4 separate regions of the Homo sapiens genome follow, and all the other regions are linked to region 3. A link is a loop called in an ENCODE intact Hi-C map of the cell type or tissue named here. Cell type or tissue: HCT116. All regions are shown on one strand.

What was found. A loop is a pair of places that touch in the nucleus more often than their neighbours do. Peaks named below come from ENCODE experiments on the same cell type or tissue, not always from the same donor. Only the 100,000 strongest peaks of a DNase experiment are listed, where the experiment ranks them.
Region 1: a loop joins it to region 3, with 15 times the contacts of the local background. A loop is called at or near these places in 31 of 110 quality-filtered maps.
Region 2: it touches region 3 in a loop (7-fold over the local background); 3 of 110 quality-filtered maps call a loop at or near these places.
Region 4: it touches region 3 in a loop (4-fold over the local background); 13 of 110 quality-filtered maps call a loop at or near these places.

What each region holds. Positions count from the first base shown.
Region 1 is chr2:226,811,160-226,816,159 of GRCh38, reverse strand. It overlaps a transcript of RHBDD1 not described here. Among named protein-coding and RNA genes, the nearest start is that of IRS1, 14 kb to the right of the region's middle. RefSeq lists an enhancer at 2,431-3,002. In HCT116, CTCF peaks have their summits at 2,622 and 2,832; no DNase peak of the experiment used is centred here.
Region 2 is chr2:225,120,764-225,125,763 of GRCh38, reverse strand. No RefSeq gene overlaps it. Among named protein-coding and RNA genes, the nearest start is that of DOCK10, 81 kb to the right of the region's middle. In HCT116, no CTCF peak of the experiment used is centred here; a DNase peak (open chromatin) is centred at 2,689.
Region 3 is chr2:227,104,792-227,109,791 of GRCh38, reverse strand. COL4A4 (collagen type IV alpha 4 chain) reads left to right here. Exons shown (of 48, transcript NM_000092.5): 10 at 506-568; 11 at 924-959; 12 at 1,170-1,211. Among named protein-coding and RNA genes, the nearest start is that of COL4A4, 57 kb to the left of the region's middle. In HCT116, a CTCF peak has its summit at 2,511 (motif pointing right); a DNase peak (open chromatin) is centred at 2,511; H3K27ac peaks cover 920 bases.
Region 4 is chr2:226,992,103-226,997,102 of GRCh38, reverse strand. It overlaps RHBDD1 (rhomboid domain containing 1), which reads right to left. Exons shown (of 9, transcript NM_001167608.3): 9 at 1-1,672. The coding sequence ends at 1,581. It also overlaps a transcript of COL4A4 not described here. Among named protein-coding and RNA genes, the nearest start is that of RHBDD1, 160 kb to the right of the region's middle. RefSeq lists enhancers at 1,145-1,646, 826-2,025. In HCT116, a CTCF peak has its summit at 2,123; DNase peaks (open chromatin) are centred at 1,272 and 2,112; H3K4me3 peaks cover 1,334 bases; H3K27ac peaks cover 2,978 bases.

The DNA.
Region 1 (5,000 bases), 290 kb after region 3:
GTGAAAAGAACATCAGCTCCTGACATCAAATCTGGTGCCAGATGTGATGACCTTAGTCAGAGGCTTTGTAGCCTGCAAGTCAGCCTAATGTTGTTGAATCCAGCTTCTAGCTGAAGGCAGCGTCACCTACACACTAACAGACATGCTATCAGCATCATGTCACAAACTAGAGACAGAGCAGGGGGCAATTCATAAGAAAACCTAAAGCAATAAATAGATTCTGTTATTTTCTACTCTTCCACTCCAACTTTACTTTAATGTCTAAAGGATCCATGAATATGTTATAATAGAGAGAGAAAATTTAACCTTTAGTAGCAAGTCCTAAAAATCATACTTTGAAGAACTGGAAAATTCCATCTTCCATTTGTTGAGGAACTGGAATTTTAAAACTTTAGTTTTGCCAGAAACAAATATAGTGGCCACTCTTCAAATAACATTTTTTTTTTCTCCAGAGTACACACTTATCAGAAATAGCTTAAGCTAGAATTAATGGACTGGAATAGAAATGGCAAGTTCTAATCTTTACTTTTGCCTCCTCTTATGTGGGTTGAGTTCACAGTCTTTAGAAATCAATCAACTTTGATATGCTTCAATTAATACAATATAAAACTGTCTAAAATACTTTTATATTACCTAGAGGAATTAAGAAGTAAAATATTCAATGTATTTTTACAGTTTGGATGAAATATATAATAACTTTATTATCTTACATGCTAATCTTTATTTTAGAAAAGAGAATCTCCAAACTACATAAAAAGTAGGATTCCAGAAGGAAGATTCTAGGAAAGCATTCATGACAAAATATTATGTTAGAAGATATAAAAATAATTTTAGCTGTTCTTATTGCAGAAATTAACTTGTCATGTCATTAGTGGTAAGAAATTAAGATGACCAATGCTCTCAAAGTTACCAACAATTAGAGTTCATGAATAAGGAGTATGGAAAGAAAAAAATTACTTAGGTTGGATTTTGGTAAAGAAAGGAAAATAAATTCAGGCCATTTATACTTGGAAAGTGATCAGATGTGCGCACTTTAAAAGAATGGTGTTGGATGGAGCATCCACTATGGAATAGAAACAGTCTCTGAAAATTCTTGCTGAGTGGCCAGATTGCAGGCAGCTCCAGCTCCTGATACTGAGCAGCTTCTGTAGCTGGTCACATAGGCAACCCAGTAGGTCAAGGTGCCCATATTTTGCCACTTGCTGGGTGCCTCCATGACCCTGGGCTCCTCTTCCATGCTGTAATCCAGTGTGTGCAGCACCTGTCTTGGCCACCTGCATCACCAATGTGGACTTGCAGGGTTAAGGAACTGATGTAAACATGCTGACTTCTGGCTAATGCTTTTTCTGTGAGTAATTAACTTTCAGGGAAGGAGACGGGGAGAGTGATTAGATGTCTCACTAGCCTACCCGTTGCTCAGGATTAAAATCCCAGTTATCTTTGACTTTTCTCTTGCTATTGTCCCAAATATCCAATTTGTTTCAACAGCCCATTGTTTCCTCCTCTGAATGTTTTCTGCACCTGCTTTTTCCTCTTTATTTCCACCACCACAAGACTAACTGAGCCCCTCATGCTCTCCATCTCCTTTGGTCTATTGAAACAGACTCCTAACTAGCCTACCTTTGCTCAAGGTTTCCATTTTACTCTATATCTCAGATGTGCTATGTTACTTCTCCTGTTGATCATACCAAAGGCTCCTCATTACTGACAAGCTAAGTCCAAACTTTTGATCCGTATTCAAAGTCATCCATGTGGGCCCTCAAAGTTATTTAATCACATTCTATTCTTTAATTGAGTACCAAATGCCTGCTATATCCCAAGTGTGATACTAGATGCTCTGAATGCTTCTCAAGGGAAGAGGATACTTTTCTTCCCCTCTAAAAGCTCATACTCTCTTCTTCTTGGAAAGACTGTTGTGTTGGTTACAGGTTGCTGAATGCTTTAAATGTATGATCCCCCTTATAGACAAGATATCATGTTCACTTTACTCGAGTCCACATGGAATGCCATCTTTCCTTCATGACTTTTCTCCATTGTTCATACAGTCCCACTCATGGAATGCTTTCTTCACCCCCTATATAGAACTCATATTTATCACTCACCCAAAAACAGCAGGCAACACATCAGACAAATTGCATACTCTCAGAGAAGAAATAAATAGAAAGTATATCTGGTGATACTGTAATATTTAAGAAAAATAAAATAGGTTAAGGAAGTGTCAAACTGGCCAACTCTTGCCCCTTTTTTACATATGAAATTTCTGTAACGATTTTGTAATCCCCACCACCATATGCTATGCTTTGTTTTGCAAAGGAGTCAGGTATTAATGGGTGGGGGACATGAGGAGTTGTGTGACTAATCCCATTTAAAATACATAGTTGAGGACAACAACAATAAGGAAGAGGACAGCTAATATTTATTGAGCACTGATAACACAAGTATCATCTGTTCAAAACTCCACAATAATTCAATGTGATACTATTACTATTCCTATCTTATTGATACTTGAAGCATGAAAGGCACTAAGTTGTCAGCATTTACAATGATGGCAAGTGACAGAGCGGAGTGAAGGAAGGCAGTGCAGACCTAAGCCTAATCTAATTGCCATTCTATGAAATGACTGGTGATGTTGTGTAGTGTACCCCTGGCAAAAGATGGAAAAAGTGAATGCTGGGTGGACATCCAACAAATCTGCATGACAATAGCCCCCCTGTCTCCAGTCTCCTCTCTTATAATGCCATCCCCCAAAACCACAAGAGTGATCTATCTAACATGAAAGCCCAACTGTGTGGCATTGTCCTGATTCAATGGCTCCCACTGCTGGAGAGAGAAACCACTGCTCTCTGCTGAAATGTATGAGGTGGTGTTTACCTTGATAATCAGTTTAAGAAAACCACTACACCTAATCTAAGTACCTGGCACAAAAGGAGAAGTTTTTCTTGTGTGTGTGGTTTGTATTGTTAGCCATTATTGAGTCTTTATTGGATATCACTGATAGACTGCCTGCAAGGAAGTCTAATTTTTACACAGAAATTCTTCCTTGTGGATATTATAGCAAAGTCACTTTAGCACAGGGATGCAAAAGGGAGAACAGTTAAATACAAGGGCTTTGGAGCCAGAGGATGGACTCAAGGCATCATTACTCTTTAAGCTTCATCAACCTCATCTGCAATTAGAGGATAACACCTCCCTCCTAGAGTTGCTCCAAGGATTGAATGAAATAATATATGTAGAGGGCTTAAAATAGTACCTACCTAGAAATTCCTAAGCAAGTGATATTTATGTATACATCTCTAAGGTTTTTATTGTTCTGAACTTTAATCATATTTAGTTATCATGGCTTAACCCAAGTAGGAATACATGGATGTCTTTAACAAAACAAAACAAGCAATATGGGAGAATTTTTTTAAATGAGTCCCCTCCCAGAAAAAAACTATTGCAAAGATATCTTGTTTGCCATTCTAGAATTTTTCTGTGTATATAAAAGCATACATGTGCTTTCCAAAAAAAAAGAGAGAGAGAGAGAACATCTATGATACAGTTCTGCACCTTACTTTTCCCCCCACCATGGGGATTGTTCCATAATGGGACATATAGATCTACTAAATTATCTTCCACGGCTATGCGTATTTCAATATGTAAAGGTAGTATAAATCATTTAGCAAGTTCTCTATTGATGGACACATATGTTGTTTCGACATTTTCTATGAGAAAATAACATTTCAGTGAATACGTTTTTAAGATTACTACTGTAGAATTTATTTCTAGAGATGGAATTGCTAGGTCAAATGTTATCAGCATTCAAAATTTTTATACTTCTTGTTCAGCTGCCCTCAGAAGAAGCTGAAAGAATTTATACTCCTACCCCATTGCCATACAGAGAAGTTGTACAAACATTTTAGAAACCATTCCATTTTTTTAAAGTCAGTTTTCTCACTGCCCCAGGAAATCCCAAGCTATGTTCCTGTCTCCTTGCCTGTAACCTTGTACTCCTAGCCTAGAATTCCCCTTCTCAATTGAATCTATCTGCATTAGCAGGGCTCATTCAGTTGCAAGTGACAAAACTCAAATGAAACTAGCTTGAGGAAATTTAAAAGGTGGGTATGGGGGGATAATTCTTGAGAGGATCCTGAGTAGTTGACAGAATTGACAGATGAGCTGCAGGTTCTAGGACAGTCCTAGAGACTTTGGGGACTGGAGCCTGCACACACTCCTCTACTCATCCATTCTAAACCCTGCTGTGTCCGCATGACTTAATTCTCTTCTATGGTGGATTGGTGAACCCTATGACTGTCAAAACTGTAAAACTTTACATAAATGGTAGCAATCAATAAATGCAAACTTCAAAAGACATTTTGCACTGGTGACTTATGGCTACTCCTACTTTCAGTGTCCTCTCATCTGTCATTAGATAGAATTCAGTGGAGAAATTTAGAAAGCACTGGTCGAATGTCCAGAAAAATCATTCCCCTCAAATTTCAAGGAGCCAGAATTACACTGTTACTCTTTACAATAATGTCTTTTAAATAAATATTGTCCGGCAACAATTCCACTATTGGCTGGGCGTGGTGGCTCACGCCTGTAATCCCAGCACTTTGGGAGACTGAGGGGGGTGGATCACTGGAGGTCAGGAATTGGAGACCAGCCTGGCCAACATGGCAAAACCCAGTCTCTACTAAAAATACAAAAAATTAGCTGGGCATGGTGGTGCACACCTGTAATCCCAGCTACTCAGGAGGCTGAGGCGCTAGAATCGCTTGGACCCGGGACGCGGAGGTTGAAGTGAGCCAAGATCGTGCTACTGCACTCCAGCCTGGGTGACAGAGCGAGACTCCCTCTCAAAAAAACAGAAAAATAAAAACAATTTTAGGATCATCTCTTTCCCCACCTGCATGACTAAAGTGCTTTGGTAGTTCCCCTTCCTTGCGCTCTCCGTGGTCCTGAACCATCTTGAGCTCTGCTTTAGAGTCCCCAGAAATGTTAATAGGAGGGGAAAAAGG
Region 2 (5,000 bases), 2.0 Mb after region 3:
ACCTATTATTCTTATTTTATTCCTCTACTTCTCAAAATATCATTTTCAAAATACTGCCAAATAAAGACGATCTCTTGCTGTTCGACTTTAATATGAGTAAATTTCTGTTTTAATTTTATTTTCATTTGTTTCTCTGCTTCCACTGTGCGCAGTTAATTTTTATAATTTATCGTTTCCTACAGATTCGTTTTATGTTTACAATACCTTAACTCACTGTCTGCTAATTTCATGCTATTTCTTCTCCTTTTTTCTATTAACAAAGATATTGAAACTACCTATTGCTATGCATTCTCCTAATTATCATTACTTTATCAGCATTTAGTCAGCTTCCATTCAAGTTAGTGTATTAATTCACTCTACTTATGAATTAAGAGTATGTAACTGAGAGTACTAAAAAAGCACCACAGAATCTCTACTTAAAACTGATATCAGCTATGGGTTTTGACACACTTAAAAAAAGAAAACTATAAAATTTTATTTATACAGGTGGAGGGAAAAGATATGCAAGATGGACTCTTTGAAAGTATAGTTTTTTTTTTTATCAAAATGTGATTTGTGATTTTTGTGTGCTTTTACAAACTATGTGGTCCAAAAAGAGACAAAGTCCTAACCTATAGGTTAACAGCCACAATATTTAAGATATGGAGTCTTTGCTCACATGAACAGTAGTGACCACACTTTTTCGGGCTTGCCATAATTAAAGACAAACGTGTTTCATACAATTCAAAATATGACTTTTTAAATGAAGCTGCTCTATCTTGTACCACTCACCACAATGATCATCCCATACAATAAATTAATGTGCTACATTACATCAGATTTTGCTTCATGCTCAGTTATAGTTTCTCCTATTTAATTACAAATTAAAGGCAATAATCAAACCTCACTCTAAACCACTGCCTGAGACTAATGAATTTCCCTATCTGTCACAAAGGAAAGCGACTCTAATTTATTTCCCCACCCCCAGGCCAGGTCAAGTGTTTTTCTTGTGCTTTCTCATAACACAGTGTCCTTTGCTTTCATAGCACTTAACATAATTGTAACTATTTTAAAGATCGATATAATTATCAGCTGAAGTCTTTCTTCCCTCCTGCCCATGCTAAGCTCCACAGTGAGCAAGGCCTAGTCTGTTTAATGCATGCCAAGAACATTGATAGTAGTTCAGTAAATATTTGTCAAATGAATGTGGAACGCACGGCAATGTTATATATCCAAACTATTACTAAGAAATTTTTATTACTGAACACTGCCAAAACTGACATTTTTGTGAATTAAACAATAAGCCTAAAACACTTCCCAGTTAACAATGAACACTCAACCTCAAATGCTGGAGAAAAAAGCACCCACCGTGTCTCATATATGAGCAATGTCCTTTGGGAGCCTTCGGGTAAGCGCTTAGAAGGAGATGAAGTGAATGAGAACATTGAAAGGGAGACAAATTTTGGCTTAGGAATCTGTTTTATCTCATCCCAGTGGCTGATACTGATGTTGTATAATTAAAGATATCAATGTTTCAAAGGGAAAGTAGTGTCATACCTTGAAGTAATCACTTTTTGAATGGTGATTTCATTATAGAATACAAGTCTATCTTACAGCTGGTCACTCTACAAAACCGTTCTGAGGGAGAGTTATTATTTCTTTTGTATGGTTTTGCAATGGGCCAAGCGGTATTCTTGATGCTTTTCTCTTGCTTTTATGTTATGTGTGTATGAAATCTCAATATAGATGCTTATATAGTTCACTCTACAAAGCACAGCTGTGAGATTATTGCTTACTATTACATTAAAGACAGAAGCACAATTGAGCGGCCTGGATACAGTGAATAACTAATGAGAGCTATGATTGAAATGCCTTTTTCCCTCTTCCACATTTCCAAATGCAGTTGCAAAAACAAGGCCATTTGCATATGCTATATGAGTGGAGTGTGATCCTAAGAGTTTGTATACATCACACCAAATCTGGGCTTTGCTATTGTTATCTTTGTTAGTCAAATTATAAGTTTATCTACTCTTATTGTTATTGATACTCTATTCTTCTATATAAGGTCTCCATCTTTAACTACAGTACTATTTTAAAAAAATCCTAAAAGGTAGACATCATTTTAAATATACACATACATAAACACTTTACTATTGAGTCAGCTCCTCCATTTACAGAATGTAATTGAGTATCATGTTCATATTGTAAGAAAAAGTAACGAGAAAGGAAGGAAAATAGAAGGAAGGAAGGAAGGGAGGAAGGAAAGGATAGAGGCAAGAAAGAGAGAGAGGAAAAAAACTGAGGAAAAGAAAGAAGGAAAAGAAAGGGAGGACGGGAGGAAATGAAGAAAGAGAAAGGAGGAAAGATGGGAGGAAGGGAGGGATGAGAAAAGAGAGAGAAAGAATAAAGGAATAAAGGAAACAAGGAAGAGAAGGAGGAAGAAAGAAGGAAGATACAAAGGACAGAAGGAAGGAAAGAAGAAGGATGGAAGGGGAGGAAAAAGAAGGAAAGAAGCGAGGGAGGGCAGGAGGGAGGGAGGGAGAGAGGAAGGAAGGAAGGAAGGAAGGAAGGAAGGGAGGGAGGGAGGGAGGGAGGGAGGGAGGGAGGGAGGGAGGGAGGGAGGAAAGGAGGAAAGGAGGAAGGAAGGGGAGGGAGGGAGGGAGAAATATTTTAATGCTCTTTAACATGCTAATTTAAAACTAAAGCCAGCCCTCTGCTGCAACCTGCTGACAGACTGGGGAACTACAAATGAGAAAATATTTAGTATTGGCAATAACAAATTTATTATAAATACTTCGTTTCTGAATCCTGCCGTCTTTATAATTTTATTTAAAATAATCTAATTAGAATATGCCTGAGACAAAGCATCCATGTTGGTTTACAATAAAAAAATTGACTAAATAACTGCAATAAAATGTATAAACGTTAATGCACTTCATTACGTAGGATATAGACGAATATTCCAAGTAAGAAGGTTATAACCTGGCTCCTAGCCAATTCCTCCATCCCCGCTTAGTTAACGGCACTTCAAAGAAGCGCATTTCCACACAGATAAAACCACGATGGGGATGGAGCACAGATGAAAATCGCTCTCTAAGGGAAGGCTGTCCTCCGCTTCCGCTTGACGATCCATATTTGACTGGAAGCTCTGAGACTATACCTATATGTTTAAAATAGCTAAAAGTAATGTAAAAAGGACAAAATGCTTTTAAAAAATGTGTTTTGTTGAGCTGTACATAGAAGCATGGATGAGGCTCTGGGGCAGAGTTTTCTGTGTTCTGGCAACTCTCCCTGGTGAATCCTTTCAGTCAAAACTCAAGAACCTACACACTGACCAGACATTGGTGAAGAAACCGTGGAATGTTAAATGTATGTTTAATAATACACAAAGCTTTTTTAATTGAGGGAGAATGGGTTCTTTCAGAGAAATATATATAATGTTGGTACGGTTTGGATCTGTGTCCCCACAAAATCTCAGGTCAAATCATAATCCCCACTGTTGGAGGCGGGGCCTGGTGGGAGGTGACTGGATCCTGAGGGCGGAGTTCTCATGAATGATTTAGCACCATCCTCTCTTGGTACTGTAGAGTGAGTGAGTCCTCGCGAGATCTGGTTGTTTCAAAGTGTGTATCACCTCTCTCTCTCTCTGGGTCCTTTTCCTGCCGTGTAAGACACCTGCTCCACCATGAGTAAAAGCTCCCTGAGGCCTCCCCAGAAGCAGATGCGGCCGTGCTTCCTGTACAACCTGTGGAACATTGTGCCAGTTAAATCTCTTTTCTTATAAATTACCCAGTCTCAGGCATTTCTTTATAGTAGTGGCAGGACAGACTAATACAAATTATATTATGTAATATTTTATAATACAGTGTTATATGTATTCTTTTAAGAGACTTTATGTTTTTGCTAGTAGGCTGGAGGGTGAGACTTTAGATCTTCTGGAACAGGATAAAAATAAGCATTGAAGAAGAAAAGCAAATCTCAGTTGGAAGGAGCCCCACAAAGATGAGGTGTTAGGCTCCTAGAGAAGAAAGGCTTCCAGGTAGTCCTATCTAGGGCTGTGGGAGCACGTGTTTAACACTGAGTTAAGTTTATTCTCTGAGTTGCAAGGCCCATGTGATATCTTTAATTTTCAATTCAGCTTTAATTTCTACATGTATTTTAAGTCTTGGTTTCCAGAACTTAGAAAACAAATCACTTAGAATAAAAATTTAGAAGAAAATGTTTGACATAATAGTTTGAGCAGTCTCCAAAATTACCCTTTTATTCTCTTAAAATGTAAAGCATGCAAGAACCCTATAAATGAAAGAGGGAGTTGTGAGCTAGAAGTTAGGTGCAATATGGCTCCATGACAAGTGGGGAAAAAGGAAGAGAGTCATCTTTGAGGTATGATAAAACAAAGACTCCTTTAGTGACAAAGGAGGAGTTCTTGGAGAGTTTGGAGACTAAAAATTCAACTGAGACTTTAAAATCCCCCTCTTAAGGAGAATTATAATAATAGTAATACAAATAATAATAATATCATTCAATGACTAAGTAATATGGCCATTTGTATGCAAAGCCTTAAAAATCCTCACCAAAATCCTATGAGATACCCTTATTATACCTATTTTACAGATGAAAAAATTAAGCCTTGGAAAGACAATTCTTATCCCATTACTCCAGCAACATTCCCTGTAGTAATACTTGGGCCATACTAGTTGGTTTCTTCCTACACACAGTGGAGTCATTCGGGACATTAGTATCTCAGGACCTTCAAAAAAAAAAAAAAGAGGGGAATGGGAAGTGTGTCCGTGTGTGTGCATGTGTGTGTGTGTGTGAGAGACAGAGAGAGAGAAATTTCTTCCAGTACTATTTGAAATAAGAAGGTGATCCATAAATGACCATAAAAATATAAACAACTTATGGCATATCAGTTGCAATGTTATACTGACTATAACTAAACTTAAGGAAATTATATAATCAATGGTAAAATAAATTAGAATAAAATGGTAAATAAAATTAACACTATTTTTAGACAACAA
Region 3 (5,000 bases):
TACCAGAGTGCTGCTACCTTTAGCTTGGTGCTTTTTTTTTTTTTTTGAGACAGAGTCTTGCTCTTTCGCCAGGCTGGAGTGCAGTGGCACAATCTCGGCTCACTGCAATCTCCGATTCCCTGGTTCAAGCGATTCTCCTGTCTCAGCCTCCCGAGTAGCTGGGACTACAGGCGCCTGCCACCACGCCCATCTAATTTTTGTATTTTTAGTAGAGACGGGGTTTCACCATGTTGGCCAGGATGGTCTCGATCTCCTGACCTCGTGATCTGCCCCACTTGGCCTTTCAAAGTGCTGGGATTACAGGTGTGAACCACCGTGCCCGGACTGCTTGGTGCCCTTTTAGGGCTGCATCAAAGCTGCTGTTGAAAATGTCCTAGCAGGGCAGATGTGCTGGTGGCTGTGATTTCTTTAGAGGTTTTTATCCACATGGGATCACACGCAACTCTTTCTGTGAAAGATGATTACAATTTTGGGTAACAGATGCACTGATTTTTCTCATGTTTAGGGATCTTGGGGTGCAGGAGGACCGGCAGGTCCCACAGGATATCCTGGAGAGCCAGGGTTAGTGGTAAGTACAGCACTGCTGATGTGATCCCTTTAAAAACCAGATTCTACATGAAAATAAAGAAGCAACATTGCCATTTTGGGTCAGACACAGGTGGGCCGTTTGAGAGATTATAATCGATGAATCAGTGAAAACCCACCATTATCAGTGGGACTCCATCTTGAAGCACAGGTCCCTGCGGATGAGCCACTGACATCATCTTCACAGAAAACAGCCCATCCATGATAGAAACTCCATCACTGCATGTTTTAAAATTAAGGGTTTCCTAAATAGGACCCTATTTTGGGGTAACAAAAGAAGGCACATTCTGATTTCTATGTCTGATGATTGATTTGTGTTTTTTTCTCCCTTGATTTAGGGACCTCCGGGCCAACCAGGGCGTCCAGGTTTGAAGGTAGGCAGTCATGAGCAAGATACATCAATAGAGCCCTGAACAATGAAATGGTTGACCACTGATATTTGTCAGAATGATGGCTTTCCTCTTATCAGACTTCCCAAAGTATTCCATGAACTGCAATATATTGTGTAGCCAGAAGTCTTAATTGCTTTTAATTACTTTTTTAAAATTCAAAAGCAATTAGATTCTTTTTCATTTCTTTCTCAGGGAAATCCCGGTGTGGGAGTAAAGGGGCAAATGGGAGACCCGGTAAGAATTCCCTCTTGCTCTGAGGAGCAGATGGTGACGTGTGTGTGCTGCTCAGGGGTGGAGGCTGTTCTGATTATTTGAACTTGTACTCATTATCTAGTCACTGCCCAATTTTATGGCTGAGAACTTTTCTTTGCCGAATTATTATGGCACCATTACCCTTGACTGTAAAATGAAAGATCTGACACAATTTAACACTACTTTCGGGTTAATTTGTGCAACACATTTCACCCTAGCAAACAGATTGAACATTTTTGACAATATATTATGTCCAGAGTAACAGCTTTGTCAAATCACGGATTTGTTTTGCTTAATTTCACATAAATCCTAAACTCCACCCTTAAATATGCATATAAATACAAATATAAATGACTGGAACCAAGAGCACTGAGCAATACACAATCTCCAACCCACTCCTTTTCTATGCCTGTCCTCCCCGTCTCCTCCCCCTGCCACTCACACCCACTGTCCTTTTGGCCGACATGTAAAACTTAGTAAGAATAAGCTTTAGAAAAGTGATTTAAGGGCTGAGCACGATGGCTGATGCCTGTAATTCCAGCACTTTGGGAGGCTGAGGCGGGTGGATCATGAGGTCAAGAGACTGAGACCATCCTGGCCAACATGGTGAAACCCCGTCTCTACTAAAAATACAAAAATTAGCTGGGCGTGGTGGTGCGTGCCTGTAGTCCCAGGTACTCGGGAGGCTGAAGCAGGAGAATTGCTTGAACCTGGGAGGTGGAGCTTGCAGTGAGCCAAGATTGTGCCACTGCACTCCAGCCTGGTGACAAAGCAAGACTCTGTCTCAAAAAAAAAAAAAAAAAAAAGAAAAGTGATTTAAGAAGGCAACTCACCTGGAAACAATCTGAACATCCAGCAGTAGGTGAGTGGCTCTTTCAACAACTGAGGGCAAGTCAATATTAAGCATCTGCTCCATGCCAAGCTAGGACTGACACTGGGTGTGGGGATTTAGCAAGACAGACCTGATCCCTGCTCTCATGGAGTTCCAGCGTGATTGAGTAAGTCATGGTACAGTCATTTAACAGAACGGCACAGGAGTCAAAAATATATATAACAACTTCATGATGTGGGGAAGTGCCTGTGATATAATGCTGAACAGAAAGTACAGGTTACAAAAATATAAACTCAACTTTGTAAAAGCAACAGCAACAAGAAAGACATTAAAATATACACAGAGAGGGATTTCTCAACCTCAGGCTGCTGCTATTTCATTGTTGTGGAGGCTGTCCTGTGAATTACAGGATGTTTAGCCACATCCCTGGCCTCTCCCCACTAGATGTCAGTAGCATCCCGTCCCTCCAATTGTGACAACTTAAAATGTATCAAAACATTGCCAAATGTCCCTGTGGGAAGGGGTTGCCTAACTACTTTCCCCTTCCCCCAACCTTGAGATCTCTGGCTTGTAGAAATGACTGAATGAAAATATACCAAAACAATGTTTTTCAAGTTTGGGAAGCCATGGAGCTCTGGAATATGTTCGTCGAAGCCACAGGAGCCCGTGTGCCATTGCAGAATCCAGCAAGCATTGGCATCTTAGTGACTTTCCGCGCCAGTCCAATCAGACACATTTGCAAACTCAGGCTGTGGAATAACTTGGAAGTATTTGGCTATGAGGTGGCCATTCAAATGATCTCAAATGTGCTTACCTTAATTCTTTTAGATTGTCAGGTGAATGAACACATAATTTTACAATTTTGGGCCAGGCCCAGTGGCTCACGCCTGTAATCCCAGTACTTTGGGAGGCCGAGGTGGGTGGATCACCTCAGGTCAGGAGTTCGAGACCAGCCTGGCGAACATGGCGAAACCCCGTCTCTGCTAAAAATACAAAAATTAGCCGGGCATGGTGGCGTGTGCCTGTAGTCCCAGCTACTTGGGAGGCTGAGGCAGGAGAATTGCTTGAACCTGGGAGGTGGCAGTTGCAGTGAGCCAAGATTGTGCCATTTCACTCCAGCCTGGGTGACAGAGTGAGACTACGTCTCAAAAAATATAAATAAATAAAATAAGATAAAATATTGATGCAGAATTCTCAGATGTTCTAGAGCATGTTTGCCCACCTCATTTTAAGAAACACTGCCCTAAATGGTTGCTATTTATGCCTACATGATATAATTATGGACCTTTTACATTTTAATTCTTCATAGTTTTCCTTCTTTGTACTTTTGACTATGCTGAGTATATGGTACTTTTACAATATGAAAAAAATAGCAGTATGACCAATATTTTGAAGAAGCCGGCTGCTTGTCAGCTTTTAAGGGTTTTGTTCAGGTTTATCTCAATTACAAGAATAAGAGTGGCTATCTTTACCAATACATGCTATGCTTTTACTCATGTTTTGTTAATGTGCTTGTTCAATGGTTTATTCACACAGCAGATATCTTTAGGGCAGGTGCTACACCAACACTGTGTTAGGTGTGTAGATAAATCAAGGAAAAAAAAACAAAACAGACAATGTTTCTAATCTGGCTTTTCTTCAATTTCCCAGGTTTAGGTAGAAATTGAACTCTTTTTTTTTTTTCTATTTAAACTTGATATTCTTCTAAAAATTCCACCTATCAAAAGCATTAGTAGTTTTAGTAATGATATATTGGGGAATTTACTTTGTTACCCTCAATACGGGAAGCATTTTATGTATATTATCTATTCAATGGAAGAATAGTTTGAGGTAGGTAATATTACAATCTCCATTTCACAGAGAAGAAAAATGAGGTTTCAAGGAAGTAAGGAAATGAGGACTGAGAGAGGTTTTAAGGAACTTGCCCCAAGTGACAGAGCCAGTAAGGGCCTGGTTTGCAAACATGGGTGACCTATGTATAGCCTGTTCTTAACTATGACAAAAAGAAAGATCATACTAAGTGTAGAATAATAGTAATACCCAGAAAAGCACAAAATATTTATTTTCTAATTAATGGTGAGAATTTATGATTGTGGCAAAATTCATTCAAGAAACATTCTTTTCTTCAGTAGAAAAACATCTATCATGGCATAAATAAAAATTTTGGCTATTATTTTACAGTTTTAAAATATTATTGAAAATAAATAGAAATAATCTAATCTAACCAGAGTGAGATGGCTTAATACATCACAGTACATTCTTGTGATAGATTATTTATTGGCACTAAAAATCAGGATTGTTACGTGAGGCCAGGAGTTTGAGACCAGCCTGGCCAACATGGCGAAATCCCATCTCTACTGAAAATACAAAAATTAGCTGGGCACGATGGTGCATTATCTGTAATCCCAGGTACTCAGGAGGCTGAGGCACAAGAATCACTTGAGCCCGGGAGGCAGAGGTTGCAGTCAGCTGAGATTGCGCCATTGTGCCCCAGCCTGAGTGACAGAGAACACTCTGTCTCAAAAAAAAAAAAAAAAAAAAATCAGGATCCTGAAGAGATTTTAGTATAATAGAAAAAGGCTCACAAAATATTGTAAGAAAAATATAAAATTATTTAAAAATTTAATAAAATATGCTGTATATTTTAAATCATGTTTATATATTTATTATAGTATTCTGATTATATTTTCATAAACATAAAACAAATTGTTTATTCACCTATATACACATATATGTACATATATACACATATGTACACACACCACCAAAAATTATATCAAAGTTTTAATAGGCCGGGTGCGGTGGCTCACGCTTGTAATCCCAGCACTTTGGGAGGCCGAGGCGGGCGGATCACCTGAGGTCCGGAGTTCGAGACCAGCCTGACCAACATGGAGAAACCCCCGTCTCTACTAAAAATACAAAATTAGCCGGGCATGGTG
Region 4 (5,000 bases), 110 kb after region 3:
TCATTTCCATGCAGGTGTCAAGGCCTCTTCCAGGTAAATTCAGATTGGATTTGGACACAAAACTCCATGGTCAATGTGCTCCAAATTTGCTGAATGTATCAACGGAAAAATTGATAAGACAATACCACCAAAATGTTAACCCTGGGTACCTCTAAGGGTAGGGCTACAGGTGACTTTAAAATTGTGTATGTATTTATTTGTATTTCTGTTTATATTGTGAATTTTCTCAATGGACACATAGTATTTATTTTTAAGTCTGTTTTCTTGACTATATGTTATTAAATATGTTTTCCTGATTGTAAAAGTAACACACACACATAAACACATCTTCCAAGACAGTAATATAAAATTATAAAAATGAAGAAAGCAAAATCCCATGTACTCCACTCCCAAAGATAACCCCTGCTAAGATTTGGGTATATTTCTTTCCAGATGTTTGCCTTATGCATCTGGAAGGCATATCTATTATGTGCATAATCAGAAAACTATATAAGTTGTAGATCAAAAAAGGAAGATCTTTTCCTGCTTCTCTCTTTTAAAATATCTCTGTTGACAGTAAGACATCAGTGATCTTCTGACTTTGTCCTTTTATTCATGGAACACAAGCACCAGGAAATGCCTTAAACGACTCAGACAGACAATCTGTGGATTGTAACGTGGCGGGGCCCAAGGGCGTGTTTTGGACATTTGGCTAGGACAAGTGGCTGGTACAATGGCCAATTAAGAGGCACTTTTATGAGGAAAAACATACTTTCTGCAAGATAGATCTCTAGTGACCGATCCACCAAATGCCTTCGCTCTACTCTGTATGTGGCATCTGCTGCTACTTTGCTGATGCGTTAAATGATGTCCTATCTCCTGGACACACAAGCTGCCACTGGGAAGGGGCTGGGAACCTACATTGCTGGTGTCACTGATACTAATGGTGTGTGTAGGAGTCTTCCCCACCTTAGGTCTTTCTTACACTTCTTCAATAAGACTTTCTATAAAGGCAGAGCAATACCAGAGCAGAGCGAAAGCCCTGCAAACACCAGCCAGACGCAGGGGCCCGAGGAGCTGAGGAGCTGAGGCGCCGGGGTTGGGGAGAGTAGGACAACATTCGGCCAAGGCAGCCACATCCTGTTCCTGGACAGCCACAGTGGCAATGCGCCAGGAGGACGCGGGGATGGCTCCACACCCGCTGCCAAGTCAAACACGGGGCACTCCAGGCAGAATGAGGGACTAATCTTCCCGACTGGTGTAAGTAAAACCTCCTGGTGAAGGTCACAGTCTTCAAAAGCAGACCGAGGCAGAGGCATCGCTGAGTCAGCAGTGAGAGATGGGAGCGTGGAAACTGGTCTCTTCATGGAGGAAGTGACCTGTTTATGAGCAAGAACAAGGCCAGGAGAAGGCCCACTCCCCGCAAGCTGTGAGTTGACTCATAGGGGCCATGGGACTGTCCCAGGTGATGTGAGCGATCTGGAGCAATACCGGTGTACTCTGCTTTTGTTTAAAATGAATTAAAATGAATTAGGGGCTTGGGGAATGAGCCAAATGGGCAATAATTACACGAATAGGCCATGTCTTCCCAAGATGCCACCTCACTGGCTATCGAATCTGTGAAGCCGCTGTCTCCTCATTTCTTCTGGTGAGAGATGAAACCCGTAGGGTGGTGGGCTATTTCTGGTATTTCCTGTAGTGAGAAAGCCAAAGGAAAAATCAATCATTCTGACGTGACAAGGCATGTGTACCCTAGGATTCCAAGGGAACAAAGTGATAGCTTGGGTGTCATCTTCATTTTAACACAAAACAGAAATATAACAAAGATTTTTCAACTTCAGCTGTCAGTACTAAATTTCAACGTCAAGTAAATATTTTTAGAGTGGTTCAGCCATGAATCTGATTTGACTCATTTTGAGGCTTCTTGATAATCTTCCCACTTGTATTTTTCCTTCCATCGTGCTCCATAATTTGCATCATTTAGGCTTACACAGTATCTCAAGGGCTTATTGTCTTTTTTTTTTTATGCCCATATATAACTTGTTGCCACCTTTACTAACTTCCCCACCAACTAGGCTGGTTTGGCTTCTTCTGATCAGCCTTTGGGTGCTCCTTTTCTTCCCTCTAATGTGCCGCCTCCTGCCCCAATGTGGCCAATAAGAATCATGCGTGATTGAAACACACAAGCAACCACTGGAGCAGAGTTACCATACTGATCAATATCTGGGCAGGTAAACAAAGATGTAGGCATCATATTTCAAGATCATATGAAGGACTGTGGAAATCGTTACTGAAAAGAGTTTCTTAGGGATGCAAACTTACCAAAAACACAGTTTGTAATGATACAAGAATTTCAATCACTACATAAGAAAGCATTCTCCCAGGCATCATGAGTAGTAATAAAGGGAGAAAAATACATAGTCCTTGATCTCAAGGAACCAGCAACCTAAAGGTAATGAAAGAGCTTCAATATTCCCCATGAGGAAACCAGGAAGACACATCACTGATAGATACGGGTAAGTAGAGGTTTACTTCTAAGCATGGGGACCAAAAAGGCTGTACCTTTTCACTACTATAGCTCTGCTAACCTTGGTAATTTGCACTGAAAGGCTCTCTCCCATCACCTACATCAACCAGAAGTCTTACTCACTCTTGTAATGCTAGGTCAACCCCGATAGAACCAATGGAAGAACTCTTCCCAATTCAAACTCTTCAGCTTTCGGCACCTTCCGTTTGTTTGTCTTCATTCAATCATCACCACATCCTGCCAGATGTGTAGGCATTTCTGCACCACTCTGTTCTCTCCTACCAGGATCATAAGCTCTAAAATGGTAGGGGACCCCCTGACCTATCTCCCTCTCCCCAGCATCTGGGACAGTTCTGAACACACAGTAGCTGTTCAATAAATATATGGACTTGACTCAACAGCACCTGCTTATGACTTCCAATGCTGCCCAGTGAGGTTCTGACACAACTCATTGCCCATGAAGGGAACTGCATGGAGGAATTAGAAGAGGCAGACTGGGAAGGTGCCCGCAGTCCAGCTCTCAAAAGCAGCAGCCAGCACACATGGCCTTGGACCCATTTGCAGAACCCAAATGTTCTGGCAGCACTAGCCTGGCTGGGAAGGGAGGGTGGGCAAAGCACAGTTAAGCCAGGAGGGAAAGCAAGTAAACAGTGGATCCCTCTTGCTCATTGCCCAAGAGTGGCACCTTTTCAAAGATGTGTCCATCTATGCATAAGCTGACATGGCAACTGTTAAAACCATAGTGAAAAGATGTTAGAGAAAGCAGTGGGAAACGGAGTCCGTCTTTTCAATCCACAGCTGAAGTTTCCGTTGTCAAAGAGAAATTCAAAAAAGCAGTCAAAGCCAACCCCTTTTTTATATTTTTGCTTCTCTACTGATGAAGATCCCAGTGCTTCCCCATAACTGATTCTCCTTTCCTGTTGAGAGCATGGGAGAATTATACCTCCCCAACCCCTGGTACCCTTCCTGACTAGAACACCCCAAAATAAACACCCCAAAAAACGTTTTTGCCATATGTATTTGTAAAGGAATCTCTCTTTGTTCAAAATGGTAAATGCTTTGAAATTACATATTCATGAATCAAATCACCAGTAGTTGATTGCTTAAAACTGTTTTATATGATGAGATCCAAATTCTCCTTTGCCTTTAACAGTTGTTTTTAAAAAGACTGGTCTTAATTGCACTTGTGAGTGCAGGCCAGGACTTGACACCTCATTCCAGATGGCCTGGGAACTCTGTTAGAACTAGCTGAGGGCAGAGTCAGAAGCAAGCTCGACGTGGCACCCTGACTCCAGGCCACAGGGCAGAAACCCATGGAGGCTGAAAGACTGCTGAGACTCCCAGAGGGAAACACAGAGTCCTCTGGTGTTTTCTTTAGCGTTTCTTCAAAAGAAAAAGCCCGCAGATTAATAATTTCCATGAAGGGAACTGCCTGGAGGAATTAGAAGGGGCAGACTAGGAAGATGCCCGAGGTCCAGCTCTCAAAAGGAGCAGCCAGCACACACGGCCTTGGACCCATTTGCAGGGCATTCGAGGAGAACCAGGGCTGAGCCAACCAAAGAAATGCCACATGCTGAAGTAGAAAACTCATGTCATGAGAAGAATAATCATCACACTCTTCTTTATAAAGCCCTTTCAAGGTACACTTCTCCACTTAGCTTTCACTCCCAATAGAATCATCTCAGTTTTGCAGAAGAGGAAACAGAGGCTCAGAAGGTGTTAGGGACACATCTGAGGTCACTGAGCTAGCATGAAGAACAGCGAACCTTCTGAGTCTTTTCCCACTTCCCCACGTGGCCATCGGTTCTCACACCGCAAGTGTTCAGGGTTGCACCTCTCACCATTCCCGCCCTTCCTGCCCAAACCCAGTGTCCCTTTTCTTCATGGATATGGACATGTGGGAAGCTCACTGCTATCTGAAAACAGAAAAATAAGAAGTTCCAGTCTAAGTTCTCAATTCTGTGGGACTCTGCTGATATCAAAGACGTAACTCTAAAGTTCCCACGTGGGTCTCCTTAAATTCCACTGGCTACTAGCATGGTTCGGCTTTCTAGAACCAAGAAGACCTTGGGTATAACAATACAACCCAAACCACAATAATGCCCGATTTGTAATCATGCCAGCTCTTAAGGGTATTTTAAATCCTTCCAACTCAGTGTTATTGATACAAAAGCCATCTTACTCTCTGAAGAATGGCCGAATTGCTTTGTTTCCAACTCTGAAAACTACACTGTTTTGAATATGAGTTGATCTGAGGAGAATGTTTTTAAGCATAAAAACTTATTTCGAAGAGAATCACAAAGTTGATGTCAGCCCCTAACCTACACCGACTACTGTGTGTGTGCTCTGCGTTGGAGCCACACTCGGCACAAGGCTTCCTGGCTGTCCACTCAGTCTCAGGTACACTCTGTCTTCTACTTCCCCACCTTTGCATTCATGTGTCAAATTGTTTCTATAGTTTCCACTTGTGTCATATGATCTACTACCTCTCTCC